4 separate regions of the Mus musculus genome follow, and regions 2, 3 and 4 are each linked to region 1. A link is a loop called in an ENCODE intact Hi-C map of the cell type or tissue named here. Cell type or tissue: heart. All regions are shown on one strand.

Evidence for each region. Hi-C counts contacts between places; a loop is a spot of excess contacts. Peaks named below come from ENCODE experiments on the same cell type or tissue, not always from the same donor. Only the 100,000 strongest peaks of a DNase experiment are listed, where the experiment ranks them.
Region 2: a loop joins it to region 1, with 5 times the contacts of the local background. A loop is called at or near these places in 5 of 42 quality-filtered maps.
Region 3: it touches region 1 in a loop (9-fold over the local background); 3 of 42 quality-filtered maps call a loop at or near these places.
Region 4: it touches region 1 in a loop (12-fold over the local background); 13 of 42 quality-filtered maps call a loop at or near these places.

What each region holds. Positions count from the first base shown.
Region 1 is chr4:110,047,372-110,055,371 of GRCm38, reverse strand. No RefSeq gene overlaps it. Among named protein-coding and RNA genes, the nearest start is that of Dmrta2os, 72 kb to the right of the region's middle. In heart, CTCF peaks have their summits at 2,184 (motif pointing left), 4,299 (motif pointing left) and 4,856 (motif pointing left); a DNase peak (open chromatin) is centred at 4,321; H3K4me3 peaks cover 1,054 bases; H3K27ac peaks cover 1,410 bases.
Region 2 is chr4:110,489,822-110,497,821 of GRCm38, reverse strand. The region is part of intron 2 of Agbl4 (ATP/GTP binding protein-like 4); the gene reads right to left. Among named protein-coding and RNA genes, the nearest start is that of Agbl4, 96 kb to the right of the region's middle. In heart, a CTCF peak has its summit at 3,253; no DNase peak of the experiment used is centred here.
Region 3 is chr4:111,492,896-111,500,895 of GRCm38, reverse strand. The region is part of intron 6 of Agbl4 (ATP/GTP binding protein-like 4); the gene reads right to left. Among named protein-coding and RNA genes, the nearest start is that of Bend5, 82 kb to the right of the region's middle. In heart, CTCF peaks have their summits at 4,771 (motif pointing left) and 7,025 (motif pointing right); a DNase peak (open chromatin) is centred at 4,745.
Region 4 is chr4:111,621,900-111,629,899 of GRCm38, reverse strand. The region is part of intron 11 of Agbl4 (ATP/GTP binding protein-like 4); the gene reads right to left. Among named protein-coding and RNA genes, the nearest start is that of Spata6, 94 kb to the left of the region's middle. In heart, no CTCF peak of the experiment used is centred here; a DNase peak (open chromatin) is centred at 4,779.

The DNA.
Region 1 (8,000 bases):
CTCGCGATTGGATTGGAGCAGATGCTGTGTTCCACTCACCAGAGGTCTTAGGATCCCATGGGGAATCCTGTGTGGTTCCTTGCGGGTGTCCGGAGACTCTGTGGGCAAGGCACCCCGGTGCTGGAGTGGACCCGAGGTTTTAAATTCTAAAAGCCAGCCTTCAGTAACACACTTCCACCAGCAAGGCCACACTCCCTAAGCCTCCCCCCAAAAACACCACTAACCAAGAACCAAGTGCTCAAATACACAAGTCTATGGGAGACATTTCTCACTCAAATTACAACACAATTTCATTTTTTAATAATTTTTCATTCAAAACCTTTTCTTGGATTAGCCAAAAAAAAGATGTAGATTGAATTTCTAAAATAATCTTCAAATTTTAGATTAATTTTTTATTATTTATTTTTATTAGATATTTTCTTTATTTACATTTCAAGTGTTATCCCCTTTCCTAGTTTCCCCTCCGAAAGTTCCCTATCCCCTTCCCCCTCCCCCTGTTCCCCAACCCACCCACTCCTGTTCCCAGTCCTGGCACTCCCCTATATTGAAGCATAGAGCCTTCACAGGACCTAGGGCCTCTCCTCCCATTGATGACCAACTAAGCCATCCTCTGCTACACATACAACTAGAACCACAAGTTCCACCACGTGTTTTCTTTGATTGGTGGTTTAGTTCCAAGGAGCTCTGGGGGTGCTGGTTAGTTCACATTGATGTTCCTCCTATGGGGCTTCAGACCCCTTCAACTCCTTGGTTACTTTCTCTAGCTCCTTCATTGGGGACCTTGTGCTCCGTCCAATGGATGATTGTGAGCATCCACTTCTGTATTTGCCAGGCACTGGCAGACACCCTCAGGAGACAGCTATATCAGGCTCCTGTCAGCAGGCTTTAGATTAATTTCTACCTGTAGAATAGACACCACAGAGAAGAAAGTCATCCACCTATCAGGAGCTCCTGACTCCAGATGGGGCTGAAGACCACAGGACTGGCTGAGACTGCACAGCCCCACCCCATCCTGTTTCTCCTTTGTAAAAAATGGCAGGTAACAATGTAACAGACCTACTGTTATCTGACTTGCTAGGAACTTCACACATACACAGAACCACAGTTTATACAGGTTTAAAACTTAGAATTTTTTAACACTAGGATAGTAGGAAGTGATGCATGTGTGATAATATCCACACAGTAAAGGCCTGGAGAGATGACTTCACAGTTAAAAGAATATATTGCTCTTGCAGGGGACCAGACTTTAGTTCCTGACACTTACGTTGAGCTACTCACAACTGCTTGTAACTTCAGCTCCAGGGGATCTGATGTCTTCTTCTGGCATACATGGGTACCTGCACACACATGCACTACACACACACACACACACACTTTTTAAAAATATAAAATAAAATCCAAAAATATGCTCACACCTGACATTGTGTACCATGTTTAAAAATTATGTTCTGTAACCTAGATAAATAAGCCATTTCTCTTTCAATATTTTCATTTTACGATGTGTTATTGGAATGTAACCCCAACATAGATCAAAGAGCATGTGCAGCACAAACTCAACAGCATCTGGAACAGTTTTGTTGTTGTGTTGTCATTTGGCTTTTTAATGTGGAAAGGTGTTTTGCCTACATGAATGTGTATGCACCACGTGTGTGCCTGGTGCCCACAGAGACCAAAACAGAGCATCAGATCTCCTGGAAATGTACTTACAGATGGTTGTGAACTGTCATGTAGGTCCTGGGAGTTGAGCCCAGGCCTACCGGACGATCAGCCAGTGCTCTTAACGGCAGAGTCATCTCTCCAACCCTGGGTTTTCTTTTGTTTTTAAGATCTTATTTTATTTTTATTTGTATGTATGCATGTAGGTGCACCAAATGTGTGCAGTACTCAGAGTCCAGGAGGGAGCCCCAAATCTCCTAAAGGTAAAGTTATAAGCAGCTGTGAGCAGCCCCAGGTAGGTGCTGGGAACAAAACTCTGGTCCTCGGCCAGAACTGCAGGTGAGTGATGCTAAGCCATCTCTCCAGCCCCTGCAGTGGTTTACAGAAAGGAAGCTGAAGCACAGAGAGAGGCTTGATTGTGAATTAGAGAGATAATAAGCTAGGACAGAACTGTGATTTATACCAAGGTAGATAGGTTCTAAAATCTGCTTCACAGCCACACCCATCCTCCCCCTGCTGGAGAAATGGAGCAGTCCCAAAGAGACCTTCCCTTGTTCTGGGAGGTGAGGTTGGGGGCAAATTTGAGGCCAGTCTGGGCAACAGAACAAGACTCTGTCTAGGGAGGGAGGCTAGCTCGATGAAGAGTTCTTCCTGATATTTAAGCATCCTCCTAACAAGAAGGCCAGCCCCTTCCTGGTTTAGCGAATGAGAATCGACCCTGCCTGATGTCACACACCATCCAATGCCAGTCAAGTTTTGCACCCTTGTCCTTAACTATGGACAAAAGCCAAGGACAGGGACTGGAGAGAAGGCTCAAATGGTCCAGTGGTTAAGAATGCATACTGACTGCGCTTGCTAAGGATCCAAGTCCTGTTCCAAGCACTCACACTGGGTGACTCTCAACTGCCTGTAACTCCAGCTCTTGGGAAATGCAACACCTCTGACTTCAATCATGCATGTGTATACACACACACATGTACTCACTCACTCACACACACACACACACTTAAATATAAACTTCTTTTTAAAAAAATGCCAAGAACTGCTACAGATTAGAGATGCTCCAGCATGAGAAGGGGCACAAAGCCAGGCAGAATTCCATAAACCAAACACACAACTGGGAAAGTGGAGAAGACGGAGGGAGAATCAGGAACATCTCCAGAAAGATAAAGAGGCTGTGACGGTGTTGGATGGGGTTGAGAAGAACAAAATAATCAGAGTTCTTAGAAAACTGGGATGTGATAGTCAGAAGTCACTAGGACAAAAATTCAAGGGATAAATTGGAGTAGACATTGAAAGCCAAGGTGAAGGGAAACGGAAGACAAAGGAAGCCAAGAGATCAATCCTAGAGGCCAGAGACAGACTTGGGAGCTTCAGGAAGCAAGCAGAAAGATTATGAAAGGAAAAAAAAAAAGTCTCACAGAACTGAAGGAGACGTGTGTGTATTTATATTGAAGAGGGGCCACTCAGGACCAGACACATAATGACAGAAGCCATCAAACTATATGCATTGTCCAATTCCGAACATAAATGATGTCCTCGGGTGTCAAGAGAGGTTATACACAAAAGGGAACATGACTCTGAAGGCACGCAGCCTCTCTGCCTCAGCTCTAAGTGTGCAAGAGGAGAGCCGGGCAGAGCATCCTGTCCTGCAGGGGAATGATTTCAACCATCAATCATCCAGGCAGAAGACAAATAAATCCACAGACTAGAATTCCCGGCTCCTGCCCCACTGCGGAACCAGGGGGTGGAGGCGGCAGGGAGGGGGGAAGGGGCCCAGAGAGAGAACCAAAAATCAAGGACACAAGAAAAAAGTCCGGAAGAAACCCACGGGACTGCCGGGAGGGGAACCCCTTCCTATAAAGGGGGAGACTTTGTAAACCCTGGCAGGGTTGTTGTGGAGTAATTCTGATAGAGCTTTGGGGAAGACAAAAAGCTACATTTTCTTGCTAGAAATGCTGATCATTGAGTTACCTAATAATAGTGCACCAGATACCCTGGGTAGGCTGGGCCTGCAGAGCAGCTAATTCCTTACTTACTCCAGCAGGAAGACAATAGATAATGTTTAATGTTGGTAAATTAGGAAATAGCAGTCTAAGCATGTTATTTTGAAGTATGTAGGGAAAAAAAAAAAAACAGAAAACAAGGGTGAAAAAACGGCTAAAATGGTTGCAACTGAGCGGATGGATTGGGCGAGGCAGGGATGACAATCACTCAATGAAAGCCTTCCTGCTTGGGCTTTGCATTTCCTGAAGCATTTTCACGTGCAGTATCTATCTCATAGGCACCTTCAAGAATTCCCGTCGCAGGAGAAAGAAATAAAAGGCCAGGAGGGACCATGACCTCTCAAGGTCACAGGTGAAGCCCAGACTACCAGCGCTAGCTCGGCCCCCACCCCCTCTGCGTTCCCGCACCGGTCGAAACAATTGGAGATCGGTTAAAGGCCAGCCAGGGTGTCGGACAGCGTGCCCTGTCCCTCGATTCCTCAGACCGTGTCGCCGACCTCGGCCCGCAGCGTGAGTGTGGGCGCGGCCTGAGTTCGCTGGGCCACTGCCCTGCGCCGACCGCCGCCGACCGCCGTCCGCCCTCTGTCCTTGGGAGGACACGCAGGGAAGCCTCGCGCAGTGCAGCAGCGCCCCCTGCAGGTCATCGAGCTCTGAGCTTCCAGCTGGCCCCAAACGCTCCGGGAATGGACCCTGACATGCTCCTCCCTGGCCCCTGCCTCGCACAGGGGCTGGGACCACCCCCTGGCCGCCTGTGAACCAGGGCAGACAGTGACAAAAGAGGTATCTTCCCCACAACTGCAAAATGTGTCGTTCAGCCAGACCCCTTCAGAGGACCAGTGCTGCGGCTAAAGATGGTGACAAACACCCGAAGATCTCAAAGCATGTGTAGCATGTGTAGGACACTGGCATCCACACCCTCCCAGAGCCCTGGATCTCATGATTTCTAGCGCCCTTCAAACTGCCCTCTTAAGAGTGTATGCTCCAGAAACAAGGGAAGAAAAATGAAAGGTCTTTGCCTCATAGCCCGGAACCCCCTGGATGACCTTGACCTTGGTCTAGTCTATGGGCATATCACCTCCAAGGGTCTTTGACTCCCCCAGTGTGGCCTATGTTCCTCGTGCTTATCAAATACTTCAACCGTGGCCATGACTGACCTCTACCGGCAAAATGAGTCACTACACCGGGGACCAGCCCCTAGGCCTGAGAGACCCCCTGTGGATCCAGCCCACAGGTTAGAGAGCCACGCTCTGTATTTACATGGAGAAAAATCTCCTTAGAGAGCAGCAGGACGAAAAGAAACCTAACAATCTTTTCAGCTTCGTTTTTCAAAGGAAGAGAGAGCCCTGCAGAGCTTCCTAGAAAAAGCCAGGTCTTCACGTAGGTTTTAGCAAGCTCAGCAGTGTTGAGATTAACAAGCAAGACCCCAGGAGTCCAACTATCTGGCTCTGAGTACCAACTTTGTCTCTCTTAGATTCTTTGAGTTTCATCAAATTACTAAAATTCTGTCTCAACTTTTGCTGCTATAAGTTAAGCTGATAATAGATAATTCACAGACACTTAGTGCCTGCGAATTAATTAACTACATAGCCATTCTATGAAGTAGGTAGTTACCAGGTAACAGTGAGGAACAGAAATGCCACACAAGAAGTAAGTCACACAAAGACGAAGGTACAAGCCTTCTGAATCCCTGCTTTTACTTGTCACAATAGGCTGGGATGCTACCAAGACCCCAGTTGTTAGACCCCAAGACCCCAGAGTCCTGGAGACTCTCTGGGCTGATGCGTGCAAAGTATTTAGAGTGGAGGGAGGAACGCAAGATGCTTTCGACTGTGTCTTTAATTGAGATGAGCACAAAATATCTGCTGCTATGCCCTCTGTGTGCCAGATACTGACTTGGCAACTTGGCTTCAGTAGTGAGCATCCAGGCCTACCATTGTAGGACTCAGGATTCAAGGTGCCAGGTAGTCCTGTTGGAAGGCCACCCCCTTGCAGCAAGTGCAGGCACATCACCAAGAGGGTAGGAACACCTCCACCCTGGGAGAGGAAGGCAGAACAGTTGTTTCTGGGGATGCTGGCCAGGCAGAGGTGAGATGGGATGGGGAAGGGGCCCCTAGGGCAGCCGTTCACCACACTTTGCCTTCTCACAAATTCTTTCTTTTATTATGTTTTTAATGTTATTAGAACTATGTCAGTTACACACACACACACACACACACACACACACACACACACATCTTCCTCCTTCTAGCTCATCCCAGGTACTCTCGGAATAGCAAATGGAGACCATCTTGGAAACCCACAAATGGATGCAACGCAGAGGTCAACAGATCGTGGGGATCCCAGCCCCCAACAGATGCATCTCCATCAAAGCTCGCATATCTACTGCTCAGGGAACATCTAGGAAGAGGGGGTGGAAAGATACCAGGCAGTATGCTGTGGAACAATGTCTCCTAGACATAGCTGTATAGACAGACTGGAACAGTGGCAATATCCATTAACATGGAAAGTTCTACAGGACTCCAGCCCTAGACAAAGAACTGCAGGCAACTAATGCCTGCCAGGAGACAGAGAATTGCCTCTACCCATGAATTCATTAAGTTCTGCTCTAAGGCCACATCACTTGCTATTTGGTTTGGAGTTACTAGTTCCAGAGATGGGTAGAGAACCACTCCTCAAACCCACTAAGATGCATGTGTTGTGCTTCACACCACTGTGTCCCAACCACTCAGGACATTGAGTCAAAAAGAATGCTGGTAGCTGGAAGCCTAGGCTACAGCCTGAGACCCAACACCCTTTCCTCCCAAAAAGCCAAGAAGGAATATTTATCCTTTGAAAGCCAAAGGCCCAGAATAAAGTCTCAGAAGGTCAGACCAAATGAACCACACCAGAGTCATGGATTTCAATCCACAGCAGAGGACCAGAGGTAGGCAAGCCACCGTCAGCCTCAAAGAGAGGTTCCCTGGGCAAGAGGAGCAGAGGAGCAAATGAACTCCATCATCCTTCCCCTGACAAATGAGGCTACTCTGTTGAAATTTGTGCACTGAGGCAGGAGGATCACTGTAAGTTGGAAGCCAGCCTAATCTACATAGAAACTTCTAGACCCTACTCAAAAACAAAAAACAGAAAACAAAAAACAACAACAACAACAAAAATGCCTGTTGGAGCCTGGAAGAGTGCTAACTGAATCCAAGCCACTGCCCTCGGGTTAATCACATAATTTCCTAGCAGCTCCTGACTGCAGGAGACCCCACAGAAGGGATTCCTCTGAAGAGTGACTAGAACTTTAGTGGCCCTCCCAAGAAGAATGGGAGAATAATTTATGAAGGGAAAGTGTCCTGACCAGCAGGACCCAGTTATTCGTGGGTACGAGGGGAACCACAAACCTGCAAGAGAAATGGGCAGGGGAAAGAGAGACCAAGGAGGATTCCTGTCAAGGTCTAAGTTTATTAGGCTGAAAAAGCCAGGTTATAAGCACACAGTGAGGGGGAACAGGGAGGGGCTGAGGGGGAATTAACAAAGAACAAAGAAGTAGACATCTGGGGACATGAAGGCTGAATTCTGACTGCAGGCACCCTGAATCTTATCTCAGGAATGTAGATTCCTCCTTAACAGCCCTGGGTGTCAAGCTGGGCTCAGCACATTACTCAGGTCCTTAGAAGTCTTGGGAGTCAGGAAGAGATAAGGAAGAGGGGACTATAATTCAAATTTTTGTTTTTGTTTTTGTTTTTTTATGGGAATTTCTTTCAGCTTTATTTCTTTTTTTCCATTTTTTATTAGGTATTTAGCTCATTTACATTTCCAATGCTATACCAAAAGTCCCCCATACCCACCCCCTCACTCCCCTACCCACCCACTCCCCCTTTTTGGCCCTGGCATTCCCCTGTACTGGGGCATATAAAGTTTGCAAGTCCAATGGGCCTCTCTTTGCAGTGATGGCCTACTAGGCCATCTTTTGATACATATGCAGCTAGAGACAAGAGCTCCGGGGTACTGCTTAGTTCATATTGTTGTTCCACCTATAGGGTTGCAGTTCCCTTTAGTTCCTTGGGTGCTTTCTCTAGTTCCTCCATTGGGGGCCCTGTGGTCCATTCAATAGCTGACTGTGAGCATCCACTTCTGTGTTTGCTAGGCCCTGCCATAGTCTCACAAGAGACAGCTATATCTGGGTCCTTTCAGCAAAATCTTGCTAGTGTATGCAATGGTGTCAGCGTTTGGAAGCTGATTATGGGATGGATCTCTGGATATGGCAATCACTAGATTGTCCATCCTTTCGTCACACTTCCAAATTTTGTCTCTGTAACTCCTTCCATGGGTGTTTTGTTTCCTATTCTAAAAAGG
Region 2 (8,000 bases), 440 kb before region 1:
ATTCCAGATATTAATCTCCTGTTAGATGCGTGATTAATAAAAACATTCTCACATTCTGGAGGCATTTCTTCATTATACTGATTATTTCCTTTGCTGTATAAGTTATTAGTTTTATATAAACTTATTCGTCAGTTGCTGGGATTTCCTGCGATATTAGAGCCATTTTCATAATGCCTGTTCCCATGTTCTTTGCTTGACTTCACCCAGCAATTTCAGAGATTCTAATATTACACTTCTGTATCTATTCAATTTTAATTGATTCTTCTCCAGTGTGACAGAAATGAACCTAGTTTCATTTTTCAACATACTTATATCTAGTCTTCCCTAGCATCATTTCTTGATGATGCTAACTTCTTTCCAACATATGTTTTGACACCTTTGTCAAAAATTGGTTACTATAGCAAAATGACATTGTTTCTGTATTCTCTATTCTATTCCATTGGTCTACATATCTGTTTCTATATCAATGTTATCATGTTTGTGTTATATTATTGCTTACTGTGACTTTGTAGTAAAATTTGAGGTGAGGTGTTGTAAAGCTAACACCACTCTTTTTGCTTACAATTGGTTTGCTATTTTAGAGTCTTTCATGCTCCCATATGCATGCTGGGACTGGTTGTTGTTGTTGTTGTTGTTGTTTTTGTTGTTGTTGTTTGGGTTTTTTTCCTAATTCTATCACAAACAATGGAATTTTCTTTTTTTTTTTTTCTGAATCTGTAGATTGCTTTTGGGAATATAGCCATTTTGAAAACAGTAACTCTGCTGTGGAAACCATGGTAAACGACATCTTTCAATATTCAAGATACCTCAATATTTTCTTCAGTATTTAAAACTTTCATTATATGACTATTTCACTCTCTTAATTAAGTTTATTTCAAGATATTTTTAAGCTATTGTGAATGGAATATTTTCCTAATTTCTTAGTTAGCTAAGGTCATTATTGCTGCATACAACAGTATTTTGAGTTTTTGTATCTTAATATTTTGCTGAAAATCCTAATCAAGTTGAGTTTTCTTGTAAGCCTATAGGGTTTTTAAGTACAAAGTCATATCATTTGCAAACAGGGTAATTCTGCTTTTTCTATTCCTATTTGTATGCCTTTTATTTCTTCCTCGTTGCTCTAGCTAAAATTTCAAGCACTATTTTGAATAAGATTGGAAAACTGTTCCTGACTTTACAGCAAACAATTTAGTTTTTCTCCATCGGTTTGATTTATGTAATGTTTATTATATTGACTGAGTTCTTTCTGTTCATAATTTCTTTCATTAGAGCTTTTATCATGAAAGAATGTTGAACTTTGTCAAGTGCATTTTCTGCATCTATGTGTATGCTTTTCTGTATACTTATACATTCTGTATAAATGTACTGCATTTATTGATCTGCATATATTGAACCATCTTTGCATCCCTTCAATGAAACCATCATGGCCATGGTGTATAATTTTCTTATTATGTTCATGAATTTGTCTTGAATTAATTTTACTGAGAAATTTTGCATCCATATATCATTATGGATTGGCATTTGATTTCTTTATATTATATACTACTCCAATTTGGGTATCAGAGAGTTTTGGCTTCATAAAACAGGCAGGGTAGTGTTCCTTCTCTTTATAGAATAGTTCGAGAAGTATTTGTGTGTTATGTTAGCTTTTTTTAAACTTCATCTATCTTAGTAGTAAAATTGTCCAGCCCTGGGCTATTCTATATTGGAAGATTCTTACTGCCACTTCAATCATGTCACTTTCTATGGAGATATTTAAATTTTATACACTCTTAATTTAAATTTTATAGAACATATGTTTCTGTGAATTTATCCTATTCTGGATTTGCTAGAATATAAGCTTTTAAAGTTATCTGATTTTCTTCTGGATATCCCTATGGTATCTCTTATAACATTCCTCCTTTAACCTCTAGATTGGTTACATTGGCTAGGAGGTTATCAATCTCATCATTTAAAAGAACCAACTCATTACTAGAATTTTTTTAAAATATATTGTTCATTTTGTCTCAATTTTGTCATTTGATACCATGATATATAATAGTTCTTGCCATCTAAAGTTTTGGGGTTTGACTTGTTCTTGTATCTTTGAAAACTTGAATTACATAAATAACTTATTTTGTAGTTCTTTGTAAATTAAGCCCTCACAGCCATAAGCTCATTTTTCCTCTGGTGAATATGCTTTCACAATCATGTGACTCTACTTTTTTTTAAAGTCCTTCCTGATTTCTTCAATGATCATCTAGTAATTCAAATGGATATTGTTCAATCTGTACATATTTGTGTTCATGGTGTGGTTTCTCTTACTGTTAATCTTTGGTTTTATTACATATTGTATGATATTATAGAAGATATCATTTTACTTATTTTGTACCTGTTGAGACCGCCTAGAATGTGGTCTACTTTAGGAAATGTTCTAGGCCTGATTTAAAAGTATTTACCTGTTCCACAGAATATTCTATAGATATTTGTTAGGTCCATTTGAACCACAGTATAGTCTAACACTGAACTTTGTTCATTAGTTTAGTTTGAATTAAGTACCTAAAAATTAGAGTGAGGAATTCTATCTGGTTTTGTTTAATTATCTGCTCTTTTATGCCTATTAGTATTTTTATGAAGTAAAGATCCCAAATACTTTTGTGGCAGACAAAAATGGCAGAGATTTCCAGATATTCAAAGAGCACAGGCTCCTATGAAAGAACATATTTTAAAGTAAACAATCATTTCCCATAATAAAATACAAAACTAGAGAGTAAAGTAAAATTGCATAGGTGTTTTTTCAAAGCCTAACAATGTCTAATGACTTTAGCCTAAGCTGTGGAACATAAAATCAGCAGGGAATCAAATATTCTGTTTCAAATGCTATAACACTTTTACATAATTATGGTTATTTTTAAACTCTCAGACCTCTTCCCTATCAAAAAAATCTGAGCAGTCTTTTAGTCTGCACATGCAAGCTTTATTTTGAAATGTTAAATGCTGATCAAATACACAATTCACTTACCATCCTGCCATGAAATAACTAAGTGTGACCTTGCTCAGTAAACTGCTAGGCTGGCAACACTTAGGAGATGCTGATGTTAACTATCACCATTGAAACAGAGCTTCTCTTAAGGCTCAGCAAATTGTGTCAACTATTAGGACTCAGAGCCATGAGAAGCAGTGGGTACTAAGTGACTTGAAAACCCATGCTCAAAGCCCTGGTTCTGGTCCTAGGTGGTAGCTGAGTTGGTCAGCCTGCCAGCACTTTTACACCTCTGCCACCAGGGTGAGCTGTCCCACTTTGCCCAGGCAAGGGGTGGGGTCAGCCTTCACATTGTGACACACTACAGCTTTCATGGCAAGATTTTTTTGTTGTTTTGTATTCTTTTTCATTTATGTTTTTCTTTTTTGGAGGGGAAGGTAGTCTGCAAACGTGGGGTGGATATAAAGGGACAGGGAGGTGAGTGGGATTGGAGTGCATGTTGTGAAATTCACAAATAAAAAGTTTTTTAAATTAATTAAAAATTAAAACTAAAGTTTATTATCAAAGTGTGACTATTTTGCGGAACACGAAGAACAAAAGCAAAGGCAACATTGTAGTTTTACTAATTAGTGTAATTCTTTAAAACCTTATTTGAAAGTGAACAGAAGCAATAGAAGATAGAAAAAAGCCAATTATAATAAAAATTATCATCTTTCTGGTTATCATCTTGAAAAGTTGTAATTAGACTTTAATATATATACTTAATTGCTCATGTAATACCTAAGTCCTTATTAGAAAAAGGTGGGCTACAAACAAACTCAACCAATCATAAATATATAACATACATATAGTACATATGTATATATGTATGTATATATATGTGCACATATATATATTCAAATAATGTGTTCCCTTCCTTCCTGTTATCTTAATACTAGTGCATAGGACTTCTGTGAAAGTTTCCTTTAAAGCAGCCTCAGATTATCCAAAGAGAATATTTGAACATACATATAAGTGGTGTTTCATTAAATACTATTTGTATTTATCTGTTTCCTTCCCTCACCCCCAAGATTTTAGGTTCAGGAATGATAGAATAGAAAAGTCCACCATCCCTTCCGCTCGACTCGAGACTCGAGCCCCGGGCTACCTTGCCAGCAGAGTCTTGCCCAACACCCGCAAGGGTCCACACGGGACTCCCCACGGGACCCTAAGACCTCTGGTGAGTGGATCACAGTGCCTGGCCCAATCCAATCGCGCAGAACTTGAGACTGCGGTACATAGGGAAGCAGGCTACCCGGGCCTGATCTGGGGCACAAGTCCCTTCCGCTCGACTCGAGACTAGAGCCCCGGGCTACCTTGCCAGCAGAGTCTTGCCAACACCCGCAAGGGTCCACACGGGACTCCCCACGGGACCCTAAGACCTCTGGTGAGTGGATCACAGTGCCTGCCCCAATCCAATCGCGCAGAACTTGAGACTGCGGTACATAGGGAAGCAGGCTACCCGGGCCTGATCTGGGGCACAAGTCCCTTCCGCTCGACTCGAGACTAGAGCCCCTGGCTACCTTGCCAGCAGAGTCTTGCCCAACACCCGCAAGGGCCCACACGGGACCCTAAGACCTCTGGTGAGTGGAACACAGCGCCTACCCCAATCCAATCGCGTGGAACTTGAGACTGCGGTACATAGGGAAGCAGGCTACCCGGGCTTGATCTGGGGCACAAACCCCTTCCACTCCACTCGAGCCCCGGCTACCTTGCCAGCTGAGTCGCCTGACACCCGCAAGGGCCCACACAGGATTCCACACGTGATCCTAAGACCTCTAGTGAGTGGAACACAACTTCTGCCAGGAGTCTGGTTCGAACACCAGATATCTGGGTACCTGCCTTGCAAGAAGAGAGCTTGCCTGCAGAGAATACTCTGCCCACTGAAACTAAGGAGAGTGCTACCCTCCAGGTCTGCTCATAGAGGCTAACAGAGTCACCTGAAGAACAAGCTCTTAACAGTGACAACTAAAACAGCTAGCTTCAGAGATTACCAGATGGCGAAAGGCAAACGTAAGAATCCTACTAACAGAAATCAAGACCACTCACCATCATCAGAACGCAGCACTCCCACCCCACCTAGTCCTGGGCACCCCAACACAACCGAAAATCTAGACCCAGATTTAAAAACATTTCTCATGATGATGATAGAGGACATCAAGAAGGACTTTCATAAGTCACTTAAAGATTTAGAGGAGAGCACTGCTAAAGAGTTACAGGCTCTTAAAGAAAAGCAGGAAAACACAGCCAAACAGGTGATGGAAATGAACAAAACCATACTAGAACTAAAAGGGGAAGTAGACACAATAAAGAAAACCCAAAGCGAGGCAACGCTGGAGATAGAAACCCTAGGAAAGAGATCTGGAACCATAGATGCGAGCATCAGCAACAGAATACAAGAAATGGAAGAGAGAATCTCAGGTGCAGAAGATTCCATAGAGAACATCGACACAACAGTCAAAGAAAATACAAAATGCAAAAGGATCCTAACTCAAAACATCCAGGTAATCCAGGACACAATGAGAAGACCAAACCTACGGATAATAGGAATTGATGAGAATGAAGATTTTCAACTTAAAGGGCCAGCTAATATCTTCAACAAAATAATAGAAGAAAACTTCCCAAACATAAAAAAAGAGATGCCCATGATCATACAAGAAGCATACAGAACTCCAAATAGACTGGACCAGAAAAGAAATTCCTCCCGACACATAATAATCAGAACAACAAATGCACTAAATAAAGATAGAATATTAAAAGCAGTAAGGGAGAAAGGTCAAGTAACATATAAAGGAAGGCCTATCAGAATTACACCAGACTTTTCACCAGAGACTATGAAAGCCAGAAGAGCCTGGACAGATGTTATACAGACACTAAGAGAACACAAATGCCAGCCCAGGCTACTATACCCGGCCAAACTCTCAATTACCATAGATGGAGAAACCAAAGTATTCCACGACAAAACCAAGTTCACACAATATCTTTCCACGAATCCAGCCCTTCAAAGGATAATAACAGAAAAGAAGCAATACAAGGACGGAAATCACGCCCTAGAACAACCAAGAAAGTAATCATTCAACAAACCAAAAAGAAGACAGCCACAAGAACAGAATGCCAACTCTAACAACAAAAATAAAAGGGAGCAACAATTACTTTTCCTTAATATCTCTTAATATCAATGGACTCAATTCCCCAATAAAAAGACATAGACTAACAGACTGGCTACACAAACAGGACCCAACATTCTGCTGCTTACAGGAAACCCATCTCAGGGAAAAAGACAGACACTACCTCAGAGTGAAAGGCTGGAAAACAATTTTCCAAGCAAATGGACTGAAGAAACAAGCTGGAGTAGCCATTTTAATATCGGATAAAATCGACTTCCAACCCAAAGTTATCAAAAAAGACAAGGAGGGACACTTCATACTCATCAAAGGTAAAATCCTCCAAGAGGAACTCTCAATTCTGAATATCTACGCACCAAATGCAAGGGCAGCCACATTCATTAGAGACACTTTAGTAAAGCTCAAAGCATACATTGCACCTCACACAATAATAGTGGGAGACTTCAACACACCACTTTCTTCAAAGGACAGATCGTGGAAACAGAAACTAAACAGGGACACAGTGAAACTAACAGAAGTTATGAAACAAATGGACCTGACAGATATCTACAGAACATTTTATCCTAAAACAAAAGGATATACCTTCTTCTCAGCACCTCACGGGACCTTCTCCAAAATTGACCATATAATTGGTCACAAAACAGGCCTCAATAGATACAAAAATATTGAAATTGTCCCATGTATCCTATCAGACCACCATGGCCTAAGACTGATCTTCAATAACAACATAAATAATGGAAAGCCAACATTCACGTGGAAACTGAATAACACTCTTCTCAATGATACCTTGGTCAAGGAAGGAATAAAGAAAGAAATTAAAGTCTTTTTAGAGTTTAATGAAAATGAAGCCACAACGTACCCAAACCTATGGGACACAATGAAAGCATTTCTAAGAGGGAAACTCATAGCGCTGAGTGCCTCCAAGAAGAAACGGGAGACAGTACATACTAGCAGCTTGACAACACATCTAAAAGCCCTAGAAAAAAAGGAAGCAAATTCACCCAAGAGGAGTAGACGGCAGGAAATAATCAAACTCAGGGGTGAAATCAACCAAGTGGAAACAAGAAGAACTATTCAAAGAATTAACCAAACGAGGAGTTGGTTCTTTGAGAAAATCAACAAGATAGATAAACACTTAGCTAGACTCACTAAAGGGCACAGGGACAAAATCCTAATTAACAAAATCAGAAATGAAAAGGGAGACATAACAACAGATCCTGAAGAAATCCAAAACGCCATCAGATCCTTCTACAAAAGGCTATACTCAACAAAACTGGAAAACCTGGACGAAATGGACAAATTTCTGGACAGATACCAGGTACCAAAGTTGAATCAGGATCAAGTTGACCATCTAAACAGTCCCATATCACCTAAAGAAATAGAAGCAGTTATTAATAGTCTCCCAACCAAAAAAAGCCCAGGACCAGATGGGCTTAGTGCAGAGTTCTATCAGACCTTCAAAGAAGATCTAATTCCAATTCTGCACAAACTATTTCACAAAATAGAAGTAGAAGGTACTCTACCCAACTCATTTTATGAAGCCACTATTACTCTGATACCTAAACCACAGAAAGATCCAACAAAGATAGAGAACTTCAGACCAATTTCTCTTATGAATATCGATGCAAAAATCCTCAATAAAATTCTCGCTAACCGAATCCAAGAACACATTAAAGCAATCATCCATCCTGACCAAGTAGGTTTTATTCCAGGGATGCAGGGATGGTTTAATATACGAAAATCCATCAATGTAATCCATTATATAAACAAACTCAAAGACAAAAACCACATGATCATCTCGTTAGATGCAGAAAAAGCATTTGACAAGATCCAACACCCATTCATGATAAAAGTTTTGGAAAGATCAGGAATTC
Region 3 (8,000 bases), 1.4 Mb before region 1:
GACCAATCAGAGCTGGGGCAATGATTCCACAGAATAGAGGCTGAAATGTAAATCATCTGATTAGCTGTTGTGTGTTCCTGAGTCAGTGCCCTCACCTCTCAGAGCCTCCCTGTCCTCAGTGGATTTGCACTCTCTATCCTTAGTCTATAGCGTTTTCAGCATGAAGAAATGTTGGACTTTGCCAAAGGCCATTTCTACATCTAATGATATGATTCTGTGAGTTCTGTTCTTAGTCCATTAGGGCTAAGTAGAGGTTAGATGCATGTATTAATTATTTTTCTTGTCTTCGCAATAAAATACCAGGAAGTAGTGGGGGGGGGGATTTTTAGAAATGAAAGGTTCTTCACAGCAGGATATACTTCTCTTAGAATATCTTGTTTATTAAATGAGATTCCTAGATCAAGTTGTGGGTACCACTACTTGGTGACTTGATAGGCAGGTACCAAAGCCCTCAGTATAATACAGGCAGGCTCTTGCCATTCCTCCTAGTTGCCCACCAGAACTAAATTCCCAGACCCTATTGCTGAGATAGCTCACACATTTGTGGAAAGGTACAGAGAAACCAAGCTTGAACTGTGCTAGAAGCCTCCCTTGTGACTAGCTCACATGCTAACTTGACAAGCAAAATGAATCCATTGATGTAATTATAATGGCCTGACTATTGTGGGATCAACAAACTGCTTTCTGTTTTGATTTGAGCCCTTTTCCATAGGAAAGAATTCATCCTTGTGCTGAAAACATGCTCAAAAATTTAGAGGTGATATGCCATAGAGGAGAACTTACTGCTGTTTTTGTTGATGATGATGTTGCTGTTTTATTTTGTTTTATCTAAATTGACATGGTGCAAAATGGCCTTGTAAATATTTTTATGTTTTCACCTACAGAGAAATGCTCAGCCTTAATCAGAGAAACTACTCTTTGCTGTGAGTTCACAGACTCATGGCTGTTCAAGATGATAAGAATAAGTGATCATTGAATACTTAGCCTTAAACATGACATTTATTCTACCCCCTGTAAGGTTCAGGGAACATCCCAGATGGGGGCCAGAAAGAATATGAAAACCAGAATATAGGGAGAAGTGCTGTGAGATATTATGTCCAGAGCATGACACAGCCATGGTAATCATGACCTTACAACAGCTCCGTCCATCTTTCTGAGTCTCCACAAGACTGGGTATGTCAACAGTTAATCGTGGATGGGAAGAAGCTCATGAGGCCATACTACTTGCTAAACTATCTGCTGTTGTGTATGCTAGAGGAGAGGCAGTCACTACCTTCAGTTGTATCACTGGTGAGCCCACCAGGCTTTAGTGTAGTTCCAAGATCATGGTCACAAAGATGACAATGGTGGGCCATAAAACAAAGACAAAAGACAGGAATGTGGAAAAGCAACTGAGAGTAGGGAGCATTGACAGGGGTGGGAAGGGAATAAGAGTGCATTGAGATAAGATTAAAGAGAATACATCATATATATATATATATATATATATATATATGTATATGTATATATATATATATATATATATATATATATATATACAGAATAGATCATATATATGTGTATGTATAATGTATACATGTATGTACATGTATGAAATAGCCAAGAATGAGGAGCTTAACGATGGATCAAATAAAGAATTTTCTAGTCCAGTTGTTATTCCCTTCTTAATGAAAGCCTGAGGGGGGTGGGGAAGAGAAGAGGAATTGGAAATACAGCAGGAAGGAGCTGAGACACCCAGGACCAAATTCCTGGTACTACAGCACAGCTGCAGTCACAGAAAGATGGGCGATTTCAGAAAGAATAAAGCAAAACCCAGGCCAGTCCAATTAGTGATGAGCTTCAAGAGGCTCTGGCAGACTCCAGAACCAATATGGGGGTGGCATGCTGCAAAGCTTGGAAGTCTGCCATCCCAGCCTCCCACTGGGATGTTCAGGTAACGCTGAGGGAGTTGGAAAGGCTTTGCATGGTTGTCTGTCAAGTCACCCACATGGAGAGCATCACAGTAGACAGGAGAAGTCTGGGAAAGGCAGCGTGGGCTGGCCACCCACCCATGAAACCATAAGGGGAACAAATACTGTTTACCAACACAACCATCACCCTCTCCCCAGGGAGAAATGTATCCAAGGGACAGCTCTACCCATGACATTGACACTAGGCAGGTCAGGACTTGAGCTGCAGTTACTATATAACTGACCCCAAAAGCCTCAAAAGGTTATTTGGGCTGTGAAACATGCTGGTGTCTGTTACAGTGCTCAGCACAGGTAGACATCAGACACAGGTTAGTGACTACCTCCTTGGATTTGCTTCCTCCTCTTCTCTATTCCTCTTTGCTTTGCATGCAGGGAAAGAGGCTAGGGAGGATTGTAGTGCTCTTGCCAGGAAGTCCTCTAAACTCTGAGTAACAGCTGATGCTCTTGATATATTTCCTGCAAGCCAGGACTGTTAGAGGTCTTACCTCCACTTGCTTATATCATCCCTGTAGCCCTGATAGGTGTGAATCTCATTAACGTGTCTGTGATCACAGAGCTGATGAAAGGAAGAACCAAGGCCAGGTAGCTTCAGGATTCACACTACCAAACACCACCCAGCAGAGATACCAAACGCACCTATTCCTTCTCGTGGTTGTAGCTCCTTGCTTCTCTGATTCTTCCATTTAATCTTTCTATTAGCTCATCTGGCCCAGGGCTAAGTAGAGGTTAGATGCATGTATTAATTATTTTTCTTGTCTTTGCAATAAAATACCAGGAAGTAGTGTGTGGGGGGGATTATTTTGATTCATAGTTTGAGACTGGACAGTCCACTGCGGAGGGGAAGGCACAGCACCGGAGGCTGTGTGCAGAACTTAGCAGTGGGAATGTGGGAGCTGATTCATGATGACATCAATCAGGGAGCAGAGAGGGCTAGAGGCAGGATTAAACTCCAGTGGTAGCCCACGAGGCCATCCCTTACTAGATGAGTGTGGTTTACGTTTTTTTAACGTTTTAACTGTCTGTACAAATTAATTCCTTTCAAGTGTCCTTTTCCTCAATCATAAAACTGGTTGGCCATCATGCCTTTCTCCAAAGACTGCCTTTGTCAAATTCTTTGCCTCGTGTCTAAGAAGAGTGAGAAACATGGACAATAGGGTGCAGGGCAGATGGAACTTTAATAAGGAAAACCAAAAAAGAACTGAGAGCAGTGGGAGGAGTGCCATGGAAGGGTCAGGTCCGTGCTGCCATGCTGTGCCTGGTGGCCTTTATGGACCTGATTGAGAAAACTGACAGAAGTTGGGATAATCATTATTGACATGGGTCATATTTTAGCACATCACAGACCAAGTCAGTGAGGAATCTGTGTGCCCATGCCTGCCTCATGACCCAGCTGTAGAGGTGAGCACTGGTACTCATCCTGTCGGTGGAGCATAATACTCTATATAACCAGCCTCTGGTCTGCTATGAGTTTGACTTCTGGGAGATAACTCCTGTCTCACCAGCACTTTACACAGTAGGGGTTTGAGGGTTGTTGATGGGAGGTGGTCCTTTCCTTTCACATCCTCCCTTCTGCAGCATCATCTTGCATTGCCCATTCAACCAATATCCACCAGTTAACACTCTGTGCCAGGCATTAGGACCCCAATGGAGATCATGATGATAAAGATGTCTGTCATCTCTCAGTTTCTCTCAAAACTCCCCTGACCCTTATTTGGACCCCATAATGCCATCCTACATACACCATTTGTCCCATCACTTCATAGACTGTCCTGTCTCTATGGCTTGTTAATCTGAACAAATCTCACTTGGTTCTTCTTGCCTCTCTCTAGCTGCAGCTCTTCTCCACCTGATTCGATCATCTCCATTCAACAATTACACCACCAAAGATTTAGAAGGAAAGAGACTATTCTTCTCAGAGCCCATGATTATGTCACTTGCAGACTACAGAACTCTATGGCGGCATGTCACCAAGATTCTACACTTCCCCGTTCTTGACCTAGAGAAAATCCCCTGCTATAAGTTGCCCATGTTAATTCTCCCACATTCCCAGAGATACGGGGAGCCCTGGGATTTTTTTTTCCAATTGCATTCTCTGAGCTGCTAAGAAATGCCCACATCAGACTAATCACCTTCTAAACAAATGGTATAGACAGACAGGGTGGGGGCTGACCTGGCTGCACAAGCTGCTGTTTTCAATTTAGAGGCCATGCATTATTTACACTGCCATTATTCCCCTCGATTTGACTTCACGCTTTAGCCCTAATTTCAGTATAATCAAAACCAATGAATATTTAATCAGAATTGCTTCCAGAAATTGAGTAATGCCATTAACATAATGGCCCCCAACTTCAAAGCTGCTTTCCTTCAAATGCCTCTGACCTACACCTTTCCACATGGCCCTCCAGGTACCCAACTATATTTCAGAATGGAAGGGAACTCAGAACCCAGATCTGTGATAAACTTCCTTCCGGCACCAGAAAAAAATGGCCAGCACATCAGCAGCCCCAACTGTGCTGGCCCTAATGAAAGAGACTCAACCAAGTTCTATAGGTGAACCTCTTTTTAAGGTACCTCCTTTTAGAAAAAGCAGCAAAATGTCTGGGAAACTGAATTATGCTCTGGGTGTAGGTATGCCAGGACTCAGTTGCTCTTCACAGAGCAAGACAAGAAGACATCCAGCTTTGGTCCACTAGCATGAAAGGCAAGGACCTCACCAGGCCTAGGTTGGTCCTGAAACATCAAAACTCCTCTCACTAGTCCAGGACTGATAGAATGACCACGCCTTGTGCTGCCACCTGCTGGTGACTTCCAGCATGATGCTTCCAGAATTCACTCTTTTGAGGGTGTGGGTGGGGACAGAGAAAGAAATCGTGTTTGTTTTAGGACCAAGCCAGGTACCTGGACAGCAATTTTGGAATGTGGGCATTATCATTTCCATTTTACAACAGGGAGAATGAGGCTAGTAAAGTGTGGTAATGTAACTGTCAGAGAAGGCAAGATGCGGTTTAGCTCACATCTCCTAATCCTGGCCCAGAGATTTTTAAATTTTTTTCTAGTGCTCCAAACACCACTATAAATAAGTGAATTTCTAACTAAGGGACTTTAATACTGACCAGACAGATAAAAGGACAGATGGAGGTTTTGTGCAGTTGCCTTGTAAGCCTGAAATTGCTTGCGTGTAACATTCACTCACTCTATTCATTTCTGAGGCTTGATATACTCCTAAGAGGTGAAAAATTACAACAATGACAGATACGACAGAGAACCTGAAGGACTTTAACACGTGTGGAGAAACATCCTGGGGCTGGGTTGATGCAGAAGGCGGCAACCTCAGAGGTGTTGAAAACAATGGATGCATACAACACAAAGCACAAAGGACTTACCTGGTTTACTGCTCCTTAGCCAAAGCCAGAGCCTAATTCTGGTCACATTTGGATCCCTCAGCTCAACCTCATTCCTAACCTTGAATCCAGTTACCAAATGAGCCCCTCTCAGAATGACTGCTGGGATTGGGCTGCATCTCTATGTAGCCTGAGATAGCCTGCACTCTGGTTTCGCTTTCCCTCCCCTGTACTCCAGGCTATCTAGGCTAATTTAGGGGTGTCTTTAGTTGGGCCCTGGGCAGAGAATGGCCACTGGGCTTGAGGCAACTTCAAGGGAAACTCCATGGAACAAAGCTCAAAGAAGCATGAAGCATCAGTAAGATGGCCTGAGCTGACCAGCTAGGCTGTGATAAACGCAGGGAGTGAGTGACCAGGAGGTAAGGCAAGAGAAGCTATTGGGGTACAGTGGTGAGAAGCACAGAGTGCACAGACTGCCCTTAGCCAGCCCCGTGCTTTTGACCCAAAGGCAAAAGAAACCACCCAAAGCTACTTACCATGTTGACTACAGAAACTAGACTGAACCAGACACTGGTCCTGACACACACACACACACACACACACACACACACCAAGTCCTTCCCCTATCCCTGCCCCCATCCCCTGCTGTAGTAGGTTCTTCTACTACTTGTATACCTAGGTTAGATCCAGTGGCACTTCTGTCCTTTAGTTCTGTCTAATCTATAGCATCCCTGTGTGTTGTGAACCACAGATTCACATCTCCTTTCACAAAGAGGAAATGAAGGCTCCCTTAGGAGGGAAGCTTTGCCTAGGAGGAGGGCCTGGAACTGAGCAGGATCCTGGTTTCAAATCGCTCCTACTATGTCTGGCATCATGCCAGGTACTCTCATCCTACCCTCACAACGACCAGGCCATGTCATTATCTCTGTTCTATGGAGGAGAATGCTAAGGCCCAGAGACACTTAGTCACTACCCAAAGTCACAGAGCAAATATGTACAAAGGAGAACAATACTGGAATGTAGGTCTAGATGATCCCAGAACCCTGGCAGCTCATGAGAGCTGGTCTTCCTTCTTTGCATTTTGAAGGTAGGATAATTCATTTAGCTGCCATGGGAAGGGAGGATTCTGCTGACCACACTATTTCCCCACACCCGGGTTCTTCTAGTCACTTAAACCTGACTCCAGAAAGATGTTACTTATCTGTAGCTAGACTCACTGTCTTGACAATGCGGACTTGGCCTCATTTCTGCCTGTGTTATTTAGAGCTCAGCATAAGGCTGGGGCTTTGGGATCAGGCAGAAGGCATTTGCCTCCTGGATGGCTTCTTACTGCTCTATAATCTTAGGCATGAACAAGCCCTCTGGACACTGCAATTCTGCTTTCCACAAGCAGGGAAGAATGGTGCCTACTCTGCACAGATGCTGGAAGAATACAAAATAGCAGCGCATGGCAAGAACTCAATTAATCATTGCTTGACAATTGCTTTTCACATTTATCTTGTGTCTCTCTCTGTACCAGGTGCTGTTTGCTGTCATGCTCAGGTTCCATCGGCCTCCCTCAGAGCAACACAGTGCCTACCTGCTAGCATGTGCAACTGAGGCCGACCTCTGACCTTTAGAACCACTCTGCCCCACCCCTTCAGCTCTCTTCCTTCCCCACAGGACTAGACCTGGCAAGAAAGGAAGGTTGCAGAAGTTATCACTCCTGCACAGGAGGGGGCGCTGCTCCCTGGCCCTAACCTTAATGGGAACTCAGGTATCAGCTTCATTTTGTGTCTCAAGTTCTTTATTTGTAAACAGTGGAAAATAATCCCCATCCTTCTAGTGTCTTGGCTGCTTCTAGTGTCAAATTGGCTGATAGTTACTACATCGCTCTCAAACTGTGACTATGTTGCAGGGTTTATGATGACCACTAGCATCTGCTTTCAAAATAGCATTCTACTCTCTGTCCTGTATGTGATGGTTTACCTTAACACTTACCATATTTTCAGCATCCAGTAGATGACAGTTCCTGTACTGGGTTAGAAGTAAAATAATCTGAAACTACTAGAAGAAGCAGACATGAATGAATGAATTAATGAATGAATGAATGAATAATGAGTAAGAAACATGTAAAATTACCCTTCATTGAAACATCTGGATGTTGGTATGGTAGCTGGCTAGTAATACTTAACATAGAACCTTCTGTCTTTCTATCAGAAGCCCCACAAAGACACATGGGATAATAAAAGCTGACAAAAGTGCTACATATCGTATTTGAGGATGGGGCAATTTTATGTCTGCTCCTACAGCAAATCGTGTGAAAATCCACTTTCCGTACATCCTGCTCCTAGGTGTAGGATGTGCTGAGAAGTGAAGTGGGAGTCTCTGCAGAGGACCTGCCTTTGAGCCGCAGGGCTCCCATCCTGCTGCTCTAGGACTCTGCGGCTCTCCTGTCTTCTTGAGCTTCTACTGAGAAACAGATCTGAGCTGTGGCCTCAACAGGAAGCAGAAGATGGCTAGTATCCACAGGCACAGAGAACATTAAAAGAAGGACTTGTGAATATAAGACAGGAAGTGCTTGGAAGAAGTGTTTGCTGGAGAAAGGAGGGCAATGCAAACTGTATGAGAAAGTCAACTTCAGGGGTGCGGTGGAGTGGTGGTAAATCACCCTCTTAGCAGATCTGGGGGACATAAACTTGGACTTTAG
Region 4 (8,000 bases), 1.6 Mb before region 1:
ACCCACCTTGCCTGGGCCACAGAAGACCTAGGACACCCTCATAAGGACCTTAGGACTTGAACCATCATATGATTGCACCTTGAATGTGTGACAAATCTGTGTGAAAGATGTTAGAAACATAGTAGTTGAACTCCCCTAGGGAAACAGTCCTGCTCATTACTGATCCCCAGTGCCTAGCAAAGAGGTACATATAGAATGGTAAATATCTGTTTTGAATTTCCTCCATTTAACACGTTTACTGGTGGAAGAAATGAAAGCCTGGAGAGGAAATTTAGTTACCCTGGCTGGCTTCTCTGACCACTAGTAATAACCTAACAGGGTCTTTCCTGGGCCCTTGTTTCCTAAAACAGTCCTGTGGGGCAGTGGGCTGCACACAGACAGCCTTTTTTTCTCTCACCACCTCACACAGTCCTAATATGATATAGGCTTTTCATTACTTGTTCCAAATTTCTTTTAGCTCATTGGTGGGTGCAACACACAGGTGAATTAATTATTGCTTTAAAGACATGGAGGCGAAGGCCAGTATGATGTCATAGCAAGACAGTGACCTTGGGCTAACACTTTAATGTTCCTCCAGCACCTGGATACCATGCTGCTGCTCTCTCTGAGATGCAGTAAAGATCCATGTTTATACACACCATCATCTTGGGATCCGAGGTGATCAGTCACACTCGATGATGATGCATTTGTTTTCAGGAGGCACTTCCAGGCTGGCCTGCAGTACCAGCCACAGTCTCTGGAGTCTGTCTGCCTTTATGATGATGCCTTGTCCAGGTGCCCTGCCATGCTGGTACCTTAACATTCACAGTGCTACTGCTCACCGTGGAACAGCCACTGACCATAAAAGCTGACATTTTGAAGATTAAAATGCTTTGGGTTAGTCGTGCACCTGTGAAATCATTGTTCCTTCTTGTCCCACTATGCAATCTAAAAATGAATTGTAGCATAGCCCAGTAACTTCTGCAGAGCCCAATAGCTTCCCCTCAATAACTCCTCCCAGTAAAAAGCCACGATTGGGTGAAAAACTCTCAGCTACTTAGGAATAAACAAACAAGGGGAGGCAGTAGTCTCGAAGTAGGGGTCTATTTGACCAGAGCTGGGGGTCTATTGACTCTCCAGGGACAGTGGGGGTTCCAGTGTAGAGGAAGTTTGGGGCCAGGCAGGCCAAGTCCCTCAGGTACTCTGTATGGGAGAGTAGGTACTGTTGGGTCATAGGTTCTGGCTCTGCCCCCACCCCCACCCCCACAAGTATGAAAGCTCAATAAGGGAATGGAATACCTTCTTTCCTGAAAGAAGGTAGTGACTGCTTCAAATGGCTACCTTGAGAACTAAGCCAATAGAATGCTTAGCACAGAGAGACAAAACACAACTTTCCAGGCACCTTCCCTATGCCATAAATATTTCCTTCCCACAATCCCAGGGGGCAGAGGGAGCCTCTTGCACATGACTTTTACTAAAATGCTTCTCCAAAGGCAAGAGAGCTTGGGATATTGTGGTTTGCCCTCAGCATACTGAGTAGACTCAAACTGCAGTCAATTTTTGTATGGGAAAACTCAAGAGTAGAGGTCTCTTTGCTTTAAGACTGGTTGTCCATGGTGGTGAAGACAAGTCTCTGCCCAGGACACCAGATGACCTCTCGGCATCTCTCTAACCTTCTGGGAGCCCCAGTGATCACAGAGTACTGTGCAGCCTGGGAAGAGCCATCAACCCTTCCTAGAAGCCAGTCAGGGCATGAAGTACTTATATCAACTCATTTTCTTCTCACAAAGACCCTGGGAGGTTTGTATTATTATCTCTATTCAGGAGGCTCAAGCCCAAAGAGGCCACAGTAAGTTGTCTAGAGCTACACAGGTTTAGAAATGAAACCAGACCCATGTCATTTTAGAGCCAGCATTTCTAACTGCCTGGCCCTATGCCACTTGCTGACCCTGCTTTTCTCCGCATCTGTGCTGAAATATATGACAATCTTTGAGGACAGCTAGAAGGATACTGTCTAGACATGCTTGCATTATCCTTGTGTCTGGTTAGGCCACAGGCAGCTGGATGCTCAGACTGTGTTTTAGGACCGAGTCCTTGGCTCTCATGAAGGATCACTGTGAAAGATACCCATGTCTCATGTGATCCATAGGCTGCCCTCTGCTGAAGGAGTACTCATGAACCAGAGGCCAGAGCCCACTCTCCTGGGCTTCCAACATGAATCTCTCAGACAAATGTCTTCTTAGGAGTTCGGTGCTGGGAAACATTCCTTGTTTCTTTGTGGTACTACATGCTTTTGCTTCAATTTGCCACAAGTCATAAATAAATTAGCAAATACATTCAAGTCACACTGGTGGGTGTCCTGTGGGGCCTTAGAACATGACTCCTTCCTTACCATAAAACTTCCTTGTAAGATGCACTATGAATAGAGACTCCTTGACGTCAGATACCCTTCAGCTGACTATACCTTACCTCGGCTCAGAGTCCCTTATCAGTGCTTAGACAAGAAGACCCATGTCTTTCCTAGGGGAGACAGAGGAGAGAATAGAGCACAGAAGGAAGTTCCTTCAAAGTGAAGGAGAAGTCTACAGTTTCCTGAAAGACTCAAAACAATGATATTTGATTCTGAATTGTAGTGCCAAGAAAAAAAAAAGGAGGGGGAGGGAAGCTTGGAGGGGGTTTTGAAAAGAGGACAAGAATAGCAGAAGGCCTGCCAGGTGATATGGCTGAAAGGGAGATGAACAATATCGTAGGGACTGCGTGCCACACTCAGGACACATGACTTCATTGACCCCTCAGTCAGGTACAGAGTCAGAGCACTAAGTAACCTTCTGAAGTCATCTCAATGGAGTGCTCTGGGTCTAAATGTGATATGAATACAAAGCACTAAGTACAAGGTAAGAGGGAAAAGAACATAAGAAAGAACTGAAGTCATGGGAAGGGGGAAGGGGGCTGAGTAGGGTTGAAGATGAGGGAGTGAACAAGGTGAGGGAAGGATGCAGACAGCCACACATGAAACATACATGTGTCTAAGAAAGCACCAAATAGATGAACAGACAAAGGTAATGGAGAAGAGGAAGAGAGAGTCAAAGGGATGGCCGGTAGGGGATAACGCTCATGCTAAGACCTAAGAGAAGTCAGGAAGTGCAAGCCTCCCTCTTCCAGATCCCCAAAGATAGCTGGGAGCTGGTGGTGGTGAGGGCAGAGCTCAGGCGGTAGCCTAGACAAAGGAAGGGGTTGTCTTCAGTCTTCTGGTGGGAAAAAAACTGGCTCTCTATGGTAGCCATGCACCCCAGGGCCAGGAGGGGGCGCTTCAACCTCAGGCAACTGCAAGGAAGCTGCTGCTAGAGTCTTCAGGTGTCTCTGTGAGCCAGGAGGGAAGGAGCCAAGCCAGGAGTGAGAAGCCAGATCTCACCAAACCCCCAATAGTTCTAAGGGTTCCTAGCCCTATGGCTAGCACTTCTCCCATGCCATCAGATCAGTGGACATGAGTTTGACACTGAAATTATTTGGGTCCTCCCTGGCTGTCCTCATGCCATCAAGAACCACCTCTGGGCCTGTCCCTGTCTCCATCTCTTCCAGATGGCTTTCTGTTCGAATGGGTAGAATGCCTCCCTCTTCACCCTGCATGCACCCCGACCCCCACCAAAAATCTCTCCCTTTGTGAGTGGAACACTTTCAGACCCACCTCTCCCCTACGCATTTGATCTGCACAACCTCATGTACTAGCTAAATCAGAGAGAACTGAAAACAGAGGGAGGCATCAGTGGTCTGTGGTCACGTGACCAAATAACCCCCAGCACTTCCCAGTCACTGAATTCTATTAGGCAAATCCAGGTCTCTTAACTCTCATCCCTGTTTTTTCAATTCCAGATTAGGGAGAGAGTGGGTTCCACACATGTGTATAACTGAGACCAAATGTGAAATCTCAGCCACCCCGAACTCCAGCCTCAGCCAAGCTCCAGCACTGTCTTAATGCTGACACTGATTACACTGTGACTTTGTCCTCATGAAATAATTTATTTAATTTAAAAAACAAACAAACAAACAAAAAGCTGTGCTGGTGAGAACAGATTTGGAAGTCTAATCCCAGCGAAATAACTGAGTACTCCAAACACATAGCTAAGAAGACTACTATTTCAAAACCACAAGAGCCCCCTAAGAATCTCAGAGACACCTGGTCCAAGCACATTGCCTCTAGTCTGATAGCCCAGAAATGAATAACTTGATTTCACCTAATACATTACTTGGTTAGAAAGAGTAACAATCGTGGTGCAATTTACTGAGTGCCTACTACGTTCTTGGCAATTGAACAGGCACTGGAGTATATTTCCCAGTGTTTGCATCTACTCAAAACACCCCTGTGAGGTAAGTATTAGAATGACATCATGGCAGATTAGCTGACAGAGAATCAATGCAACCAAGTCATTGGAGCCACACCACTGGTAAAAAGCAAAACCAGGATTTGCATCCGATCCAGCCTGGCTGGGGAAGGTGCTTTCTTCCTTACCCTGTTATTTAACATGCCAGCTGTGAGCTACAGTTCTGCTATAAGCTTCATCACTTTGTGTCTTCTCTTCAAAGACCATATTTTAGTGGGGTGATTAGAGGACGAGAACATGGGGAAGAAGCCCTATTAACCCAAGGCAAATCTGTGTAGACTGAGAGCTCTGGTCCTGAGCCTCCTCAGAGTTCCCTCCAGCTCCCTCCCTCTTTGGAGACACATCAACAAGCCAATCACGGCCATAGCCCAGCTAAAGGCCCTTGTCTCAGACAGAGCTGGCAGCTGCCTCCTCTTATTGGCAGCACATTTATCATCTTGAGGAAAATATTGACGGAAAGAAACCCTAGCCAGGCAATGTGTCTCTGCCGGGTGTGCAGCCTGGGGTGAGACGTGGTGTTGATTCTGAGGTTGTTCTATGGAGAACAGCTGGTGCTCCAGGAGTCTGACAAATTCCTAAGAAGGACTATGTCCAGCACTTAGTAGATGTCTAACAAATGTGAGTTAGATCCAAATTCAACTCTTTGAATGAAGTTTGATGGTTGAAGCTCTTTGTCCAAATCCATTTTTAATAGTTAGGATCCAAGGAGGGAAGTAGAGAAGTTTGCTCAAAATCATATAGCACATCAGTGGTTGATGACAGATTAGTAAAGAATGTGCTTTGTGAATCTCACATCAGAACACTGAGAAGGTCACTAGGCAAACTCCAAATTGCTAGCATGGTACCATGGTGCATCTGCCTAGCTCAGATGGCCCTGGGAGCTGTCCTGCCTTACCTGCCAGGGTAGGTGTTTCCCCTGGCACATTGCTAGGGAGTGGTGGTCCTTTGCCAGATGACCTCACATGATCAAGGAGGGAAGCAGAAGCAGCTCTCTCGGGGCTCTAGCTATTGTCTAGTCTGGTCTGCCTGCATGGACTTCTGCACCCTCCTCCTCCCACACTAGACCTTTGTGATGGTACTTCCTTGATACATCTCTTCTCACTCCTGGTGTCCCCAAAGCTGATCTAAACACTTTCTGTCTGCTCCACACTCCCCTCTTTCACTATACTGTACTAAAGTCACTCTCTGATTGTCTCTACTGACACATTTCTAGGTAGAGGTCAGGACTTGCTCTGTGTGCCCTCAGACACAAGCAAGAGGCTGGCATATAGGAGATGCTCAGGGAATCAATGCCCTAGTCCTGGATCCTCTTGTCATTATCCTATGTGCACAGGCTCAGAATGGGGCTGCCACATATTAGGCCTTACTTTGAACTTTAGAGTCACATAGAACAGCTTTATTACTCAGCTCTGTGGTTACTCTTTAGAGACTTGATCAATCAAAATCAGGCTCCTAAAAGAAAATCAGCTCCTAAAGGTCCCTACTCCAAGGAAAACTCCCCAATTTCTTTAACTCGTCTCTCATAGGCCATAGCTTTGGAAGGAGTGGCTAACAAGCCTGGTGGTTTTGTTTGTTGTTGTTGTTTTTCAAATATTCTAGTCTTAGGGCTGAAAGCTCCATATTACCTCTCTCATAAATCCCTCTTTGCAGTTTTGTGTCCCCCCACCCCCAACCACCACCACCACCATGGTCCTTCAGGTCCCATGTACCATTTTATTTGTGTCTAACATAAACTGATGGCCAGAAATGAAAACACTCTCTGGGCTAATGACAGTAGCCAGGAAAAAAGAGCCAGCACTACCTCGCTCCCCAGAGAAGCTTAAAGCTTCTGTCCACCTTTGGCAGCAGGGTAGTATATAGTGGTGGGGTTGACACATCCATTTTTTGCTCAATAATGCACTTAACAGTGTCAATTAAGGTGCCTAAACCTTTCCCCAGACCTCTATCTACTTTCCTGAGTTGCCTTTTTTTTTTTTTTTTTTTTTTTTTTGTCTAAGGGCAAAAATTATTTGACATCATTGTTCTACATTGTCTAACTAGAACCTCAAATGTTCCTAGTGGTTCTCAATTAAACAGTGGCTTTTAAAGCAGTTGTGTTGTGACATTTTGACAGTCCCTGTTGTCTTCTGGGCTGAACAAAGTTAAGCTCAAGGATGCAATTGGTTGAAACTGAGCTCAGGGAAAGCCTTGGCTTTGAGAATGCTCCCACATTTGTGCAACAAGAAAGTGGGAAGACAAGTACTTGGTGTGCACAGGTGTACAAGTGAACATGGGTGCAGACAAATAGATTTGGGCAACTTGGGAGTCAGCCAGGATGCTTCCTGCCTGCCAGCTCACAGCTGCAATCCTGAAACAATATAGGCTCTTTATCATCATCATGGTTTCCATGGAGCCAAGCTTGCAGCGCCACAAGTGAAAGCTGACAGTTATCACTATAAAGTAACTTTACAACTTTGTAATTTGTAGATCTCTGCTGACAGTAATATTAACAGCATTTCGAATTATGGTGATAAACTTGACAAAAGCAGATAAAACCTTCGAAACCTCCTTTTGGGGGGATGAAGGAGGCTTGGAGAATGAAGGTAATGGCATTTCAGTTTTCCAGCCAAACAGTGAGCATTCAGGAGCCAGGGCACACTTTGACACGAATGTGGGCGTCAACTGGTACAAGGCAAGGTGGCTAAGAGCAATCAGAAGCTGGTGTTGGTCAACAGAGCTGGGTCATCAGGGATGACAGACAGGTTAGTATCAGGGACCAGGCCTACAGGAAGGGGTTTCTGTAGGTAGAGAAAAATTAAGAGCTGTAGGAGTCCCAGCCTCTCTGGAGTTCATAAGCACAGTCCCTGTCCTCCAGGAGGACATGGGAGGGAAGAAGAGAGGATGGCAAGATGGTGTGCCAGGTGGAACTTAGAGCTGGACCTATTGGGATTTTAAACCCCAGCTCTAACACTTCTAAGCAGTCCTCTAGCACCCAGCACTAGAAAGTGGGGTCCCTAAGGGGCTCATGTGGAATAGTCCATGCTATCCTTTAAGTATCAGAGGCCCGTCCTGTCTCTTTCTAGTGCTCCCTTATCCTGCTTGACCCCCAGAAGTATGAACGTGGGTCACCATGATCAGCCTATTTTCGACAGGCCCAGAGGGTGGGGATGATTTTCTTTGAAGAGGTTTGATGTTTCGAATCAGACCAGACACAGTAATTGCTCAACTGAGACTGTTTTGTGACTAGAATTAATTGGAACTTCTTAATTTCCTGAGACTGACTGGGCAGTCTCTGGGCCTGCCAGAGTTCTCATATCTATGGTTCTATTATCTATATTCATCTATCTAGGAAGCCAGTGGAAACAAACAATAACAATGTTTTGTAACTGTTATTGCAGCATATTCAATGTGCTTCTTTCACGGGTCTTTCTCCCATGGTTATTGATCACTGCTTGTTCCTGGCCCAGCCCCAGCTACCGTGGAATGCTTGGACAGAGCATCCTTCCCCTGGCATCTGGCCTCTCTCCTGTACTTCTCCCTCTGCCAGGAAGGTGGCTCCACCCCCTTCTTGCCTAGTTTGCATCTATTCACCCTGGAAGTCTGAGCCCTGGTTTCTCTTCTTCTAGGAAGTTCTTTCCCCTCTGCTCCCTGATGACCCCTTCC